2 separate regions of the Homo sapiens genome follow, and region 2 is linked to region 1. The links are chromatin loops, found by intact Hi-C in ENCODE. Cell type or tissue: endothelial cell of umbilical vein. All regions are shown on one strand.

Region 1 (5,000 bases):
CTTCTCCAATAAATGGGAACAAGACGAACCCAAGAAGTCTAGGAGGTAAACTATATGGATATCCAGTATGTAAACAGACTCTAAGTGAGGCTGAAAAATACAAAATAATGCTATTAATTTCTGTTCTGCCTACCTTTCCAGCTGTTAGGAGGATCATATTCATTCTCTCTTTTAATAAGTATGTAAATTTAGGAACTTTGTGAACAAATAAGACAGTTTCTGTGTCTTCAAGGGTACGGAAACATTAGAAGTCAATAGGCAATTTTAGCAGTTTCAGATAAGGGCAGGCATAGAGAGCTATGCACTGGTTTGAAAGGTCTGGCCAGGCAGGAAAGCAGCCTACTCTGAGGAGGTTACAGCTCAGCTAGAGGAGTCAGGCAGGCAGAGGAAGTGCAGGAGAGGCCAGGTGCTAACTAATCCTCCAGTTAGTGTGGGAGCATTTTGGAGAACCACAGCTCAGTGTGGTTGATCCAGAGGATATGAGAGGATGAGGAAGTGGTGAAAAACAAGACTGGAAAAGTGAGCAGGAACCTCATCATGAAGGGCCTATGTTAAGGAATTGGCCTTTATGTTGCAAGTGGAGAGTTACTAAGCAGATAAACATATAATGCAACATTTTAAAAAAATAGCTCTGATTGCAGTATAGAAAATGGTTTAAAGGGTAGGGAAGCTTAAAGGCTAGTACTCAAACCTACAGAGCCAAACAGGAGGCTGCCATGATATTCATGTAAAAGAGGATGGGGATTTATATTACAGATGATCTAGTGAGCAGTTAGTACATATTTGCAAGTCAGGATCAGCAGGAGTTAGTGTTTAATTGAAGGATAAGGAAGAGGGAGGTTTCAGGCTTGGTCGAGAAGATAGGTGGTTGCACTATTTCCTGGGATCAGGAGCATTCTCTTACTACATGAAATAATGTACATGAAAGTGCTTTGTAAACTGTAAATATAACATAAATATGAGTCCTCTTGATTGCAATGGACAGACATGAATTAAGATTAAAGAAGCTCTCATCAGCTGGAAATACAGACATGCAACCCTTTAATTATGGATGCCCTTCAACTTACAATGTCCCAAAAAGCCCATCCTAAGTTGAAAATGCATTTAACACACCTAACCTACCAAACATTACAGCTTAACCTAACCTACCTTAAATGTGCTCAGAACACTTACATTAGTGTACAGTTGGGCAAATCATCCAAAGCAAAGCCTATTTTATAATAAAGTGTTCGATATCTCATGTAATTGAATACTGTACTGAAAGTGAAAAACAGGAAGGTTGTATGGGTACTCAAAGTATAGTTTCTGCTGAATGCATATGGCTTTTGCGCCATTGTGAACTCAAAAATTGTAAATTGGGCAGGGCGTGGTGGCCTGTAATCCCAGCACTTTGGGAGGCTAAGGTGGGTGGATCGCTTGAGTTTGAGACCAGCCTGGACAACGTGGCGAAGCCCTGTCTCTACAAAAAATACAAAAACTTAGCTAGGAGTAGTGGTGCGTGCTTGTGGTCCCAGCTCCTCAGGAGGCTGAGATAGCAGGATCACTTGAGCCAGAGAGGTGGAGGTTGCAATAAGCTAAGATTGTGCCACTGCACTCCAGTCTAGGTAATAGAGTGAGACTCTGTCTCCAAAAAATAAATAAATAAATAAAATAAGTAAAATAATCGTTAAGTTGAGGACCATCCATATAAAAATAAAGATACCTACTGGTATTGATAATAACTATAACTCAATAACTAATCTGCTTTTATGTGCTAAGCACTGTTATCAAGAGTTGTACATATGTAATAATTAATTTAATTTTCACAGAACCCTGTTTGACAGGTAAAAATGTTGAGACATGGAGAGGTTACCTAATGTCGCATAGCTAGTAATAATGCAGCTGAGAAACAAACCAATTCACTTTGGCTCCAAAATCTGTGCTGTTAACCACTATAGTATATATCTCTCCATATGACAGACAAAAATTAAGGAAATTACAAGTTAATTTCTGTGTGTAGTGAGAAAACAGAGAAAGGTGGAATGAATTAATAAAATTCAGAGTGTGGCAGTGAAAGGCAGTATTTCTGCTTTCTAGAAAATCATTTTATTGTTTAGAGCAGACCTACATACACTCAATTCTATGACTCAGTACTAAGACTGGAGTGCTCATTTCGTTATTCTACAAATTTGTAATGTGCTGGCTTTGTCACTAGATGTTGCTCTTGCAATGCAATGATTCTGAATATCTGGACTTGCTCCTGAGAGGCATTGCCTTCTCCAGGGGTTTGGGAAAGTAAGAAGTGTATCAGTTTTCATAATCAATCAAATGTTTTATAATTTCTATGCCATTTGATTCTTAACTAGTGATTTATCAAATTATGATTTTTAAAAATTTATAATAGTTCCATAAATAATCTGGTTGCACTCTAAGAGAAGTTTTTTGTTTTGTTTTGTTTCTTTTCTGTTACTTTCTATAAATTATCTGATAGATTCTCTAATAGCAATTTTCTAACATACAGCATTAGCTTTGGCAGCTCAAATTGTTTAAGGGAACCAATGCTGGGCATCTGTAAAATCCATTTTTTGCTTCTGAATGTTCTGTTCTCCTAAACTTCAAAAGTTCCATAATGATAAAGTCATGTTGACATTATGCCCTATTAATGTTTCTTTATCTCCCTTTAATCTTTGGATTGTACAGTTTTAATAACTCCTCCAACTCATTCAACAGTACATCAGCTCAAGGTACCACCTATGCATGAGATTTACTTATATTAATTAGCTTTTATTAGATACTAGACTCTGGAAATCCGGGAGTCATAGAAGATGCACTTAAATCTAAATCCGTTATCTTGTCCCAAATTCATCCTGTTGTCTTATGAACAATGTGAACTTCACATCAGAAATCAGAACACTTCACTTGACTAGCCTAAAAAAAAAGAAAGAAAGAAGAAAAGCAAGAAAGCAAGAAAGAAGGAAAGAAAAGAATCAGAACAAACCACAAGATCTTCACCCATCTCAAAGTTCATCTTGGGAAAAAAGGTTGGAAAGGGTCAGTTTCTGATACAGTTCACCACACTCCATTTATCACAACTGCTCCTGTCTTGATTATTTTTTCTTTTTTGTATCTCTCCAAGAACCCTGAGGCTCTTCCTTTGGCTCCCTATTTATATGTACCCCCACCTCATGGGGCCACTTCCTGCCATGGCCTTAACTATCCCTACTTTTGTAGGAAACCCCTAAATCTATAGCTCGAATTCCCATATCTCAGTCTTCCTGCTCGATGTCTCCACCCGGATACAAATCAGTACCTTTAAGTTCAACGTGTACCTTAAAAACTCAGTGACTACCTTAAACTCCCCCAACAGGAGGGGAAACTCCTCATTTCCTTATTTCTACTCACGGCTTCACTGTTTTCTCAGATATCCATTTTTTAAATTGAAAATTATATTTCTTTATGACCCCTTATCCAATTAAATGTCAAGTTCTGCAAAACCTCTGGGCTCTCTTCAAGTTGTCTCATTCTGTCCCTTTCTTGACATTACCTATTGGTTCTCATCAGAATGGGTGCAATTTCTAACTATTCTTTCCAGGTCTGTCCCCACTCCAATCTATCCCTCCACATCCAAGGCATTTTACTTTCTAAAACACTTTTCTGTTGGCCCATCTCACTTTCCATCTCACTAAAAACCTTCCCTGGCTCCTTTCTCTCTCCTCTCTCTTTTTCTTTTCTTTTCTCTTTTCTTTTCTTTTCTTTCATTCTTTTTTTCTTTTCTTTTTTTCTCTTTCTTTCTTTCTCTTTCTTTCTTTTTGAGACAAAGTGTCACTCTTATTGCCCAGGCTGGAGTGCAATAGTGCGATCATGGCTCACTGCAACCTCTGCCTCCTGGGTTCAAGCAATTCTCCTGCCTCAGCCTCCCAAGTAGCTAGGATTACAGGCATGTACCACCACACCCAGCTAATTTTGTATTTTTTTTTAGTAGAGACAGGGTTCCTCCATGTTGATCAGACTGGTCTCAAACTCCCAACCTCAGGTGATCCGCCTGCCTCGGCCTCCCAAAGTGCTGGGATTACAGGCATAAGCCACCACGCCCAGCCTGGGTGATTTCTTTCTATGGAGTTAAGTACTGACTCTATAATCTTTGTCTGGACTGTCCATAATATGAGCGTGGGAGGCCTTCTATCCTTATTCTCTACAAATGTCTATAGCTAATATGCTCTGCTCCACCCAAATAGCCATCAAACATCTTAATAAGCGTGTTCAGTATTTTCCCATTTCAGTACCTTTGTTCCTGCCATTTCTCTTCATTGGCAGCATCTACCATCCCTGACTTTTTAAATCCTTCAAAGTTCCTCTGAAACACTGCTCACTCAATCAAGACTTTCCTACTTTCTCTAACCTGTAATTGTCATGTTTCCTTTGGACTTCATGAAGTATACCCATTGTTTTTAATTCTCATTCTGTATTAAAATGTCTATTACAGTTTTTAAAATATTTTTTGTTTCCCCTACTTTGTTTCAGTTTTGGAGTTCATGGATATTTTGTATGATTTGATATGTCAACTATGCAGCAAGTCATAAAATAGGAAGCATAGGCTGGGTGTAGTGGTTTACACCTGTAACTCCAGCACTTGGGAGGCCAAAGTGGGCCGATTGCTTGAGCCCAGGGCTTGAGAGCAGCCTGGGCAACATGGCAAAACTCTGCCTCTACAGAAAAATACAAAAATAAATAAATAAAATAGCTGCGTGTGGTGTTGTGTGCCTGTAGTCCCAGCTACTCCAGAGTCTGAGGTGGGAGGATTGCTTGAGCCTGGAGGCAGAAGTTGCGGTGAGCTGAGATCACTCCACTACACTCCAGCCTGGGTGACAAAGCTAGACCCTGTCTCAAAACAAAACAAAATAATGACAACAACAGCAAAAATGAAGCATAGTGTTTAAAAGCACAGATTTTTGAAACCAAACAGTCTAAATTCTTACACTTGGAATCAGTCTCAGTTCTTCTACTTACTAGGTATGTGCTAG
Region 2 (5,000 bases), 500 kb after region 1:
TTGCCGTGTGGAATTAATGCCAGTGAATAATCTCCAGTAACGTTTTACTAAACAGCTTTAGGAAACTGAATCATGATAGATCAATGTTGACAGTATTTTTACATCAGCTTGTCAGAAATTATATTAAAAACACTTTGGGGAAAGCTAAGAGCAGTGCACTGTTTAGCACAGATTTTGTGAGATTCTATACTCTTTTAATGAGCATTTCATAGGGTTTTTTTTTTGCTGTTTTTTTTTCTTTTTTTGCTTTGCTTTACTTTGCCAATCAGTTACTTTTATACCAAATTAACGAAGTTTCTTTAAAAACTTCCTGGTTAAATTGTCTGTTATCATATAGAAAAGAATCAAACTGAATCACTTTACATTTCTCTAAAGATAGTTCAGTTTTTAATCCATCCAGAGTTTGTGAATCAGCCTGATAGATCATAAGCCATTTATAATTTTTAAACGTTCCATTGAATGAGTATATCATACAAATGTTAATTCCATCTCGCTCATTCAGTTTTACATTACTTTTATGAATTTTTTTTCTCGCAAAGTAAATGCTTGATGTTATTCATTCACCATCACTCTAAGGTATTTTAAATCATACAACAAGTAACTATCACAAGAACCACTGTCCCAAGATCCAAAGTCAGATTTTTTTCCCTTTTCAAGTTGCTAGAATGATAATTCATATAGCTGTGTTGATTTTTCAGGTCAGAATTTAGTTCTTGCTTTGTTAAATGGACATACATGAAAGAGATTGGCTCCTATCTAATTCATATTCTCTCTCTCTCTCTCTCTCTTTCTCTGTGTGTGTGTGGGGGTGTGTGTGTGTGTGTGTGTGTGTGTGTGTGTCTCTTTCCTCTCTGTCTAAGGGGAATTGGAAAATTGCTGCTGAATAATTTTTCTTGAAAAAGCCAAGTGTTGATATGATGATATATTAATCTTATCTATGAACAGAGCTTCACCACAGGCCAAGCAGTAATGTATACAGCTGGCTTTTTAAGCTGTTTGAACACTATTGTTTTCGATTAAAAAGAGTTTTTGTTTGTTTTTCACTTGTATAGTAAAAGATCATATGAATTAAATACTCGGATATTAATTTTCATTCTTACTAAGTGGCCATGTAAGGCATTGATTTTTTTTAAACTTGAACAATGCAAGAATCTAGGAATCTCAGAAAGATTTTGCTGTGTTTCTATAGGTAATGAAATCCTGTCAATTAAGGAAAATGCTGTGTGTAATTTGATTTGGTGGTAGCCTTTATTTAGAGCTCTCTTTGATCTATGTAGCAAAAATACACTAAATTTCTTTTTAATCTTGTACTAAGTACATAATTTCACAAAAATACCTTGGGCATAAAATACTTACAAAACTGTGAATTAAAATACTCAAGATACTTTCAAAATTTAGTCAAAATGTTGATTCCCAGCCTTTTTCCTACACGTCTATTTCAAAAGAGTATACTTTTTTCTGACAGCCATTACTGCTTAGTCTGTAATGAAAGCTTTACTGCTTCTATGCTGTGCTCAAGAGAAAACCAACAACGGAAGCGAAGACTTACTTGCTCCTTCACAGAATTGCAGCAAAGCTCTCTGCTGGGCAATGGTGACAGGAAAGTGTGTAATTGACTTGTTGAAGATAATCATGAGACCATCTTAACATTACTTGCCTTATAAGTTAGAAATAGTATGGATATCACTCTTTGTAAATAATAATTTTTGTAAATGTTTTTTGTTCATAATTTTCCCAATCACCTATTTCACAAAATCCTGAATATGCAATTATTTATTATGACACGTTACTGCAACTAGGGCTCCCATTCCAGAACAAAGTTTAATTCTATATGTAAGTTGTTACTGAAATGTGATTTCTTTTTCTGGAAAATAAATGAAAAATATGAAAATAAATTGAATTGTGAATATCTTTTGCTGTCAGCCTCTTAAAATTTTACCCGCATTTCTGGAAAACTTCATTCCATGTTTAGGGTAGGGATGGTGGGCCAAAGGTCTGTCAAAGGTCAAGGGTTAAGAGTTAGACAAATTTCAGCTCTGTGATTTAAATATCGACTTGAGCATGTTACTCAACGATTCTACATTTCCTTATCTTAAAAAAAAATAGAGTAATGTCCCCTATGTCATAGTCACTGAACAAATTCAATGAGATAATGTTTATTCATCACCTAGCAGTTCCTATCTAGTCCATAGTAGATATTCAATCAACAATCCTTTCCTGTTCTTATCTTTCTGTGAGTAGAGATTGGGATGGGCAAAAATATCTATTTCTCTTCTTCCAACACTATCCTAACACTGTGCTCCACCGGAATCCCAATGTATTACTGTCAGCTAATGCTAATTCCAGCAGGACACTCATCAAGAGCCATGCCCTTGGCTAGATGCTTGGAGGCATCTTGTTTCTGCTTCCAATGATTGCCCACTACAGGAGGGTCCCTATAGTGTTTATTTTGTTTGCTTTTGGTTTGGGGAGGCCCAAACCAGGCTTAGGCTGGGGATAGTCGCTGAAGAAGAGGAAAAGCCCATTCATACCAGCAGGTAGGTCCTCAACCCCAAACAGCCTCATTTCAAAGCTTCTTAGACATTAACAGGCTCAGAAGAGTCTTGTTAAGGAAAGCGAAGGAACCCAGCCCGGTTTGTAACACATTGGAGTTAAGACCATGAGTTTCAGGGGCCTTGGGCATATTATTTAACATTTTAGAATCTCAATTTTCCAAATCCTTTAAAGGGAAAACATTCCTTTCTTGACAGAGTTATTGGGACGACTAAATCCCAATGTTTGTCGGTATCTGGGGTATCTGGCCAATGTAAGTGCTCATTTACCTCCACATTCCACCGCCTGTGCCTTGGAGGGGGAACGTGCGAAGCAGCGTTAGGAGCCGGGAAAAGGGCAGGGCTACTTTACTTTGTCTTTGCGCTTCGGATTTCCTGTGCTAGGAAACCGCAGCACTTCCCACTCCTGCCCCTGATGTCTGCGGGAAAAGGAACTTGATGAGGGGCCCTAGGGGTGCAAATGTCTTTAGTCCCAAATGTCTTCCTCGCTACACAATGAACCAGTTCCCCTCCAGCTCGCCGCCAACCCAGGACGCAGCCCGGCTCAGAGTGACCCCCAGTGGGCAGTGAAGATGAGATCCTCTACATCCTTAGGGCAGCTCAGAGGGCCACTCAGCGGCCAAGTCCGGCCGGGGAGGGCCGAGGGCTCTGTTTGAGGTCACCCTGGAGACCGGCCTCAGAGTCCAGGGAGAGTGCGCGGGCGGCCGCCGGCTGAATGAAGCCTGGGACGCGGGAGCCGCGCCGCGCGCAGTGTCTGCAGTGCCGGAGGTCTGGGAGGCTCCGGGCGAAGCCTCCCTGCTGCAGGTAGGGTCGCCTCTCTCTGCAGCGCGTCTGGACCCCAAAGGAAGGATAGGGGGCAAGGGATCGGCCCTTTGTTGAGAAATGGCCCTACTTGGCCCCGATCTCTCCGCCACCTTATTCCTCCTCTCCCCAACACATAAGAAAAAATGATCCCAAATTTGGGAACTGAAAGTCGGTCCCAACGGTTCGTCCCCTGCCCCATTGCATGGCTGGGGGCTGGGCTTCAAGAGTGATGGCCAACGCAGAGCCGGCCAGCAAGGTCATCCCCTGACCCGGGGCGGTCTTCCTGTGGCTGGCCGCACCCATGAGGACCTCCAGGTCCCAACTCTGGCCTTTCTTGGGGAGGGGGCGGCCTGCAGGGCAGCTTTGGAAACAGCTGAGGCCGAGATGGGTCTATGTGGCTTTGCAGCAAAACCTGAATGACCCACCTAATCAGGCTGTGTGTCTTTCCACACTCATAAACACACTCACCTTCGTACACACGAACACAGACACACTTATACACACAGGCACCTGCACACACAGAGATGCACACTCACAGGTACACACTCAAGGACGCTCACACTCACGTGCACACACACACCACGCTGCCTGCCTCACCCACACACAGCACCTCTGCTCTGACATTGATGCCACTGGGTTTTAGGGTATGTTCTTGTGTGCCCTACCTACTCAACTGCCAGCTCCTTGAAGGCATGGATTCTCTTCTATTTTTATGCTTTGGTGTCTAGCACAGTATTTCCTTATCGGGGCTCTCACATTTATAGATTATGAAATAATTTAAATGAATACTTAAATTTGTAGGTAGACAATGAGGGCATTATTAGAGTTATAGTCCAAGTTCTGGGAAGTCCATTGCTACTACCAGCTTTTTAACAAGTATTAGTAGGAAGGAGGGAGTTTTCCAATAAATTATTTATTTAAAAGTTAAGTCCTATTTGCTCTTTACAAACTATGTAAATGTTGCTCGAGAAAACAAAACAAACAACAAAAAATCTTTGGGAAAGCAAGGTTAATTTTAATTTTTATTTATTTATTTATTTTCTAGCTCCCTACCCCTAATTTTATTTTTTAAAGTCATGGTGGGTCAGGCACAGTGGTTGATGCCTGTAATTCCAGCACTTTGGGAGGCCAAGGCAGGAGGATCACTTAAGGCCAGGAGATTAAGGCCAGCCTGGGCAACACAGAAAGATCTTGTCTCTACAAAAATGTTTAAAAATTAGCTAGGCATGGTGGTGCAGGCCTGTAGTCCTAGCTACTAGGGAGGCTGAGGTGGGTGGACCGCTTGAGCCCAGGAGTTTGAAGTTACGGTGAGCTATGATCATGCCACTGCACTCCAGCCTGGGTAACAAGAGCTAGATCCTGTCTCTAAAATAATAAAATAGGCCAGGTAGAGTGGCTCATGCCTGTAATCCCAGCACTTTGGGAGGCTGAAGCAGGATTGCTTGATCCCAGGAGTTCAAGACCAGCCTGGGCAACATAGACCCTATCTCTACAAAAAATTAAAAATTAGCCCAGCTTGATGGCATACACCTGCAGTCCCAGCTACTCAGGTGGCTGAGTTGGGAGGAACGCTTGAGCCCAGGTGTTTGGGGCAGTAGTGAGCCATGATCATGCCACTGCACTCCAACCTGGGTGACAGAACAA

Evidence for each region. A loop is a pair of places that touch in the nucleus more often than their neighbours do. Peaks named below come from ENCODE experiments on the same cell type or tissue, not always from the same donor. Only the 100,000 strongest peaks of a DNase experiment are listed, where the experiment ranks them.
Region 2: it touches region 1 in a loop (12-fold over the local background); 3 of 110 quality-filtered maps call a loop at or near these places.

Annotation. Positions count from the first base shown.
Region 1 is chr1:66,251,312-66,256,311 of GRCh38, forward strand. All of the region lies in intron 4 of PDE4B (phosphodiesterase 4B), which reads left to right. Among named protein-coding and RNA genes, the nearest start is that of PDE4B-AS1, 200 kb to the left of the region's middle. In endothelial cell of umbilical vein, a CTCF peak has its summit at 2,183; a DNase peak (open chromatin) is centred at 2,210.
Region 2 is chr1:66,749,229-66,754,228 of GRCh38, forward strand. It overlaps SGIP1 (SH3GL interacting endocytic adaptor 1), which reads left to right. Exons shown (of 25, transcript NM_032291.4): 25 at 1-1,911. DYNLT5 (dynein light chain Tctex-type family member 5) reads left to right here and starts at 3,231. Exons shown (of 5, transcript NM_152665.3): 1 at 3,231-3,356. In endothelial cell of umbilical vein, CTCF peaks have their summits at 3,106 (motif pointing left) and 3,316; a DNase peak (open chromatin) is centred at 3,093; H3K4me3 peaks cover 954 bases; H3K27ac peaks cover 1,395 bases.